Regions from separate parts of the Homo sapiens genome. Here region 1 is linked to region 2. The links are chromatin contacts, found by Hi-C or POLR2A ChIA-PET in ENCODE. All regions are on one chromosome and are shown on one strand. The core of a region is the stretch at or near the end of the contact, and the rest is flanking DNA. Distances in the headings are between cores, read along the strand shown. Region 1 overlaps RDUR (RIG-I dependent antiviral response regulator RNA). Region 2 holds the start of NFKBIZ (NFKB inhibitor zeta).

Region 1 (2,805 bases), core at 226-2,725, 120 kb after region 2:
CCTGGCCTTCTAAAGTGCTGGGATTACAGGCATTAGCTACCATGCCTGGCCTCTCCCCAGTTTTTTTCCTTACAACTAGGATGATATTCATCCTGGTTTGTCCAGGAACAATCCCAGTTTATGCCCATTGTCACAGTATAATTATTGATAATGCCCCCTTCTACTTTCAAAGCATTCTGGTTTAATGATGAGTTAAATGATTGCCCTACTTAGAGTGTTTTCATAACACTTAGACCTGCCTCTATCACTGCATGATTCACAATGTACTATGTTATTGTATTTTAATTGTTTTTTGGATTTGTCTCCTTGGTGGGATTTAGGGTAGTCACTGGGAATGATTTTCTTCATTTCTGCAGACTCCACCATATATACCTGGCATTGGGAGGAGCTCAGTCATGCTGCTTGGACATGGGAATGTTTTTGAAACCTTGCTTCTTTCATTTTGTGCATAGCAGGTGTTCAATAAATCATTTTTAATTGAAGTAGATAGCTGTCTATTATGAAAATGAGAAATGAACTTGACAAGAACACTGCTTCTTCTCTCTGCCCTCCTTTATTTGTCATCATTAGCTCAGAGATCTCATTTTACCTCCAGATTTGTGAGTCATTTCTTCCTCTTGCCTCACCCATAGCTATTTTAATTCTTTGAAAACTGGAGTTAGTTATCCTTTTCAAGCCTCCAGTGAGTGCTGCGGTGACCTGATTTCCAGTTGCTGGGTGCTTGCTTTGGGCAAGTGTACCTCCACGATTGAAATCTTCCCTCCACCCCGAGCTCCTGAGGCTCTCTCCACTCTGTCATCTGTTTCAGAAGCAGTTTTTGTACCACCTTGCTTTTACCTTTGAGGCCATACCCACTGTTGGTTACTTCATCCTGTGGCTATGTCTATACAAGTGAAATTAAGTGCATAATGAAGTCAATGGTGGGTTTAATTCAGGCCACTTTTGCCTGACACTTCTTTCTTTTGCTGTCAGCTCATCACCTCAGCACCCCCAACCCACTTATTGTTTGGAGGCTGGGATCTGCTATGCCACAGGAGTATTTTCTGAGCCTTGTCATTTACTTCAAATGATGGAAGACATTTTCTTTCTTCAGGAATTATGAGACCTAATCCACCTGGATTTAGCAAATGGGTTGTTCTTCCTGCTGGTTGCTAAAAACCATCACGTATTCAGTTTTCGACAAACAATTGTTGAGAACTTACTAGGTACAAGCAATAATACCAACACAATTATTGTCTTCAGGGAGTTCTCTAGAGGCTGCGGGCGTGCACTGCTCAAATCCACTTGCGTGAGAAGCTCATGAGGAGGGTAGTTAGCTGACAGTTTCCAGCTGCGGCCCCTCTGGCTCTGCCCCTGCATTCACGCTGACAAGTCACAGACTTCTGGGGATTCTTCTAGCTAGTAACTGAATGTGGTAGTTGTATGGTACCATGGTCAGGCTATTTCTGGCTGGCATGGGACTCCTCTAATGAGGAGTCTTTGCTTGAGGCCTCCTGGTCGGCCTGGCTCAGACTCAGTGCTGCAATGCCGTCTGACTCCTACTACCCAGTCCTCCTCCTTCCCTCCTATTCTGAAGGCCCTCCCTGCCCATGCTGGTTGCCCCTCCCCAAATCCTTCACAGGCGTTTCTCCCAAGAAATCTCCTGCATGACTAATTTTGTCTTGGCATCTTGTTCGTAGAAGAGTTGAGCTGACACAAGTTTCCAGTCCAGTATTGTAGATTAAACATGTGCACAAAGAACACAGCATACTCTTCATTATATTCCTCTCCAACATTAAGTGGTGAGATTAAAGTACAACAGGGACAGGTAATCTTAGATTGCGAAAAGAGGTATATTTTATATTTACCATAGTCTGTCATTTCCGAGAAGGCAAAGACCATGACCAACATAATTATTTGTTCAGGTGAACAGTTCTTTGTTCACTTGTCATGGGTGATAAGTAAAAGCACTTAAGAGAAGAAGAATAATAATAGTTGTGTAATTGTAATAATAATAATAATAATAATAATAATTTATTGAGGGCCCTGTCTCTGCCAGGCATTAGGTACTTTGTGTATCTTTTTTTCCAGTCTTCATAACAACCAAGCAAAGAAGGTATTGCTGTCATCCTCATTTTGCAGAAGAGGAAAGTGAAAAATGAAAGAGGTTAAATAGATTGCTCAAGGTTGTCCGGACGCAGTGGCTCACACCTGTAATCCCAGCACTTTGGGAGGCCGAGGTGGGAGGATCACCTGAGGTCAGGAGTTCAAGACCAGCCTGGCCAACATGGTGAAACCCCATCTCTACTGAAAATACAAAAATTAGCCAGGCATGGTGGCGCATGCCTGTAATCTCAGCTACTCAAGAGGCTGAGGCAGGAGAATTGCTTGAACCCGGGAGGTGGACGTTGCAGTGAATTGAGATTGCACCACTGTACTCCAGCCTGTGCAACACCACGCCTGGCTTAATTTTTGTATTTTTAGTAAAGATGGGGTTTTGCCATGTCGGCCGGGCTGGTCTCACACTCCTGACCTCAGGTGATCTGCCCACCTCTGCCTCAGATTATTCTTTTTCCTGTCTTAGAAAAAAAAAAAAAAAGATTGCTCAAGGTCACCCTGAAGCTAGTGAGTGGCTGTGCCAGGGTTTGGGTTTGTGAAGCTCTGATGCTCTTGAATTTCCCATGATACCATGCTCTGTCTTTAGGGTGATCTTCAGACTTAGGCCACATGGTAATCAGTCTGGGGAATTTGAGGAATATCCCTCCCAATGGGCTAGGGAGTCTATAGCCTAGACCAGATCTTAGTCCATGAGTTCTACATTCTTAA
Region 2 (2,766 bases), core at 18-2,517:
CACCCAAAGGCACCAAGTTATCTTTTATATTTAATGCCATCTTCTCCTCTTGACAATCGTAAAAGGGGACTATACACTCTAATATGAACCCTCTCCTTAATTCTTTGCTCTTGTTCTTTCTGTAAATGCTGTGGGCCCCAATCCCACCCATCCTTTAGGACCTATCTTAAATGCCACCACCCCTGCAAAGATTTTCCTCCTGACCTCCTTTTTCCTCTACCAGACCTGTTGTTTCTCCTTTTAGGTGGCTCACTGAACTTTGTATCCCTCGTGTTATTTAATCATAATCGGTTTATTTAAACATAGCATGTGTGTACTTAACCTTATCATTCCCGCATTTTTTGCTAGTTGGACTTGAACAAATAGTTGTATAAATCCATTGGAAAAAAGTATTCAAGATAGGAAAGGCCAAAATTACTGTGTTAGTTTATCAGATAGTGTAAAGCTATGCAGAATTTTAAAAGTTATATCTACATATACTACAGCACCTACATGTTTGTGTATTATTTTGCTAAGATGGCTTTGTTCTAGTATTGAAGGATACAGAAGTGTGGCATTACTTTTTATTCATGGCTGCACCTAAAACATTATTTGCGTCCCAGCAGATAATTTGAGAACATAAAAATGCTCCAACATCTCTTTCAGTTCGGGATGTTGCCTAAAACCGTCGACAAACGCTATGTTTGAGAAGGGAGGCTACGCTGGGGCGCCGGAGGAGACAGGCCCTTAAGAACCTTCCAGAGATGCCTTAACTGGGCTAACAGCTCGCCGCGCCGGGGCAGGCAGAGGGGTGCGGGGCGCGCTCCTTCCAGGACTTGCCAGTCCCCAAGAACCAGGCCAACCGGTTCCCTCCACTGACTCCCGCCTCCCTCTGCAGGCCCAGCCCTGCGCCGCGCGCCCTCTCCCCGGGCGCCCAGGCCCGGCGGGGGCCTAGAGGGCAGGGATGGCCCGGGCGAGGGACGGGGTCCCGGAGGCGGGAGGCGGGAGGCGGGAGGCGGGAAGCGGGAGGCTGGAAGCCGCGCGCTGTCGGGGTTTCCCGGTGAAGGGCAGGCAAACAACCGGTCGGTCTGGGCGGAGCCGGGCGGGCGGGGCGAGGGCGGAGGGCGGAGGGCGCATTGCCTCATCCTGTACATTTTACTGGAAATCGGACGCATCCGGAGGAGGGGCTGGGAGGCGGCCCGGGCACCGCCAATGGCCGGGCCGGGCGCCGGGGAGGTCGGCGAGCGCTGCGGCCCGTTAAATACCCTGGCAGTCCCGCGCCGCGCCCGTACTGGCCCGCGCCGTCCGCCCGCCGACAGCTCCCTGAGCCAGCCCGGGAGGCAGCCGCGCGCAGCGAGCCGGTGGCGCAGGTGTCGGGGTCCTCGAGCGCCCAGCCTGGGAGCATGATTGTGGACAAGCTGCTGGACGACAGCCGCGGCGGAGAGGGGCTGCGGGACGCGGCGGGCGGCTGCGGCCTCATGACCAGCCCGCTCAACCTGAGCTACTTCTACGGCGCGTCGCCGCCCGCCGCCGCCCCGGGCGCCTGCGACGCCAGCTGCTCGGTCTTGGGCCCCTCGGCGCCCGGCTCGCCCGGCTCCGACTCCTCCGACTTCTCCTCTGCCTCGTCGGTGTCCTCCTGCGGCGCCGTGGAGTCCCGGTCGAGAGGCGGCGCCCGCGCCGAGCGCCAGCCAGGTACCCGCCGGCCCCGCACCGCTGCGTACTCGGGGCGCGCACGCCTAGGAGGTTGGGAGCGGGACTCCCCAGATGGAGGGTGGCCCCTGCGCCCTCCTTAGAGCTAGGACGTACGCACCTTAGCCATCAATTACCACTCCCCGCCTTGCCCGGGCCGGGCGCCTGCCTGACCTACACGCCCTTCGCCGGCCCGCGGAACCGGCTCCCTCCCGCGGGCCTCGGGGGGGCTTCAGAAACCGCTCGGCCGAGCTCTGACTGCCGGGCGAGTGACCAGGAGATCGCTCGCTCTCTAAGAAGCAGCTTTGTTGAGTCATAATTAATAAACTATGATGAGATTTGGGGTCTGATGTAGGTGTAATTTTCTTCTTGTGAATATTTTAGTGGAAAGCTGTAGCAGAGGATAAGGGTTTGGGAATAGCGTTAAAGGTCATGACTTATTTCTCAGTTTTTATGGAATTTTTCAGTAAAAAGACTTGACCGTCAAAGAAAAGGAAACTGCTGTTATCAAGGTGAAGCCGGGCTGAAAACCAACTCAAGTTATGCCTTTAGTTTGGCGAGTTTCGGAAGTCTGCCCGGAATTTTTGCGGTCTTGTTTTTGTTGTGTGTGCCTTAAAAAAAATGGATAAGCCATATCTAGCAGAGAAAGACGTAATGTTATCTTTCATGGGCTGCGAATTGGTTTCCTTTCTTAGTGAACCGAGTTGCATAATTTGGGGGAAAACAGGATGCCCCTGTGGGTAGGCTAGAAAAACGCCTCGATAATTGAACGTTGAGAGTAATTAGCATGATTTTAAAGAACGTCTCTTTCCGGTGTTTCCCACTCTTAGCCACTCCTGTTTTGGTTGTCATTTATTTTAAAAAGTGATATCTCATTTTCATTTTAAGTCATTTAAAATCATGCGAAAAGCGATTTAAACCACTGCGTAGCAGATCCAGAAAGAATATGTGTTTAGGACCTTTTCTTACCCACTTGGCCTTCATCTGGCTGAAACTGTTCTGCTGGTCCCTTGGTTTACCACACAGCCACAGGGGATTTCTGAAACTGCATTTTTTTCTTTCTGTGACGTTGGATTATGAACTGCTGTCATTCCAGAA

What was found. Hi-C counts contacts between places; a loop is a spot of excess contacts on that map. ChIA-PET counts read pairs that join two places held with the same protein, here RNA polymerase II (POLR2A). Pooled maps may share reads with other maps.
Region 1: a loop to region 2 is called in a pooled map, with 5 times the contacts of the local background. The contact joins the enhancer-like site here to the promoter of NFKBIZ in region 2. A Hi-C loop is called at or near these places in 5 of 37 single-sample maps with no recorded cell type and 9 of 50 pooled maps. POLR2A ChIA-PET finds 5 or more read pairs at or near these places in 15 of 52 experiments (A549, AG04449, AG04450 and 12 more).

Annotation. Positions count from the first base shown.
Region 1 is chr3:101,963,461-101,966,265 of GRCh38, forward strand. All of the region lies in intron 2 of RDUR (RIG-I dependent antiviral response regulator RNA), which reads left to right. Among named protein-coding and RNA genes, the nearest start is that of RDUR, 24 kb to the left of the region's middle. Within about 2 kb of position 1,476, at least 3 of the 41 ENCODE cell types and tissues checked have a DNase peak (open chromatin) inside an H3K27ac peak, as active enhancers do.
Region 2 is chr3:101,848,247-101,851,012 of GRCh38, forward strand. NFKBIZ (NFKB inhibitor zeta) reads left to right here and starts at 1,268. Exons shown (of 12, transcript NM_031419.4): 1 at 1,268-1,671. The coding sequence starts at 1,383. RefSeq lists enhancers at 327-1,164, 959-1,253 and silencers at 747-1,946, 995-1,166.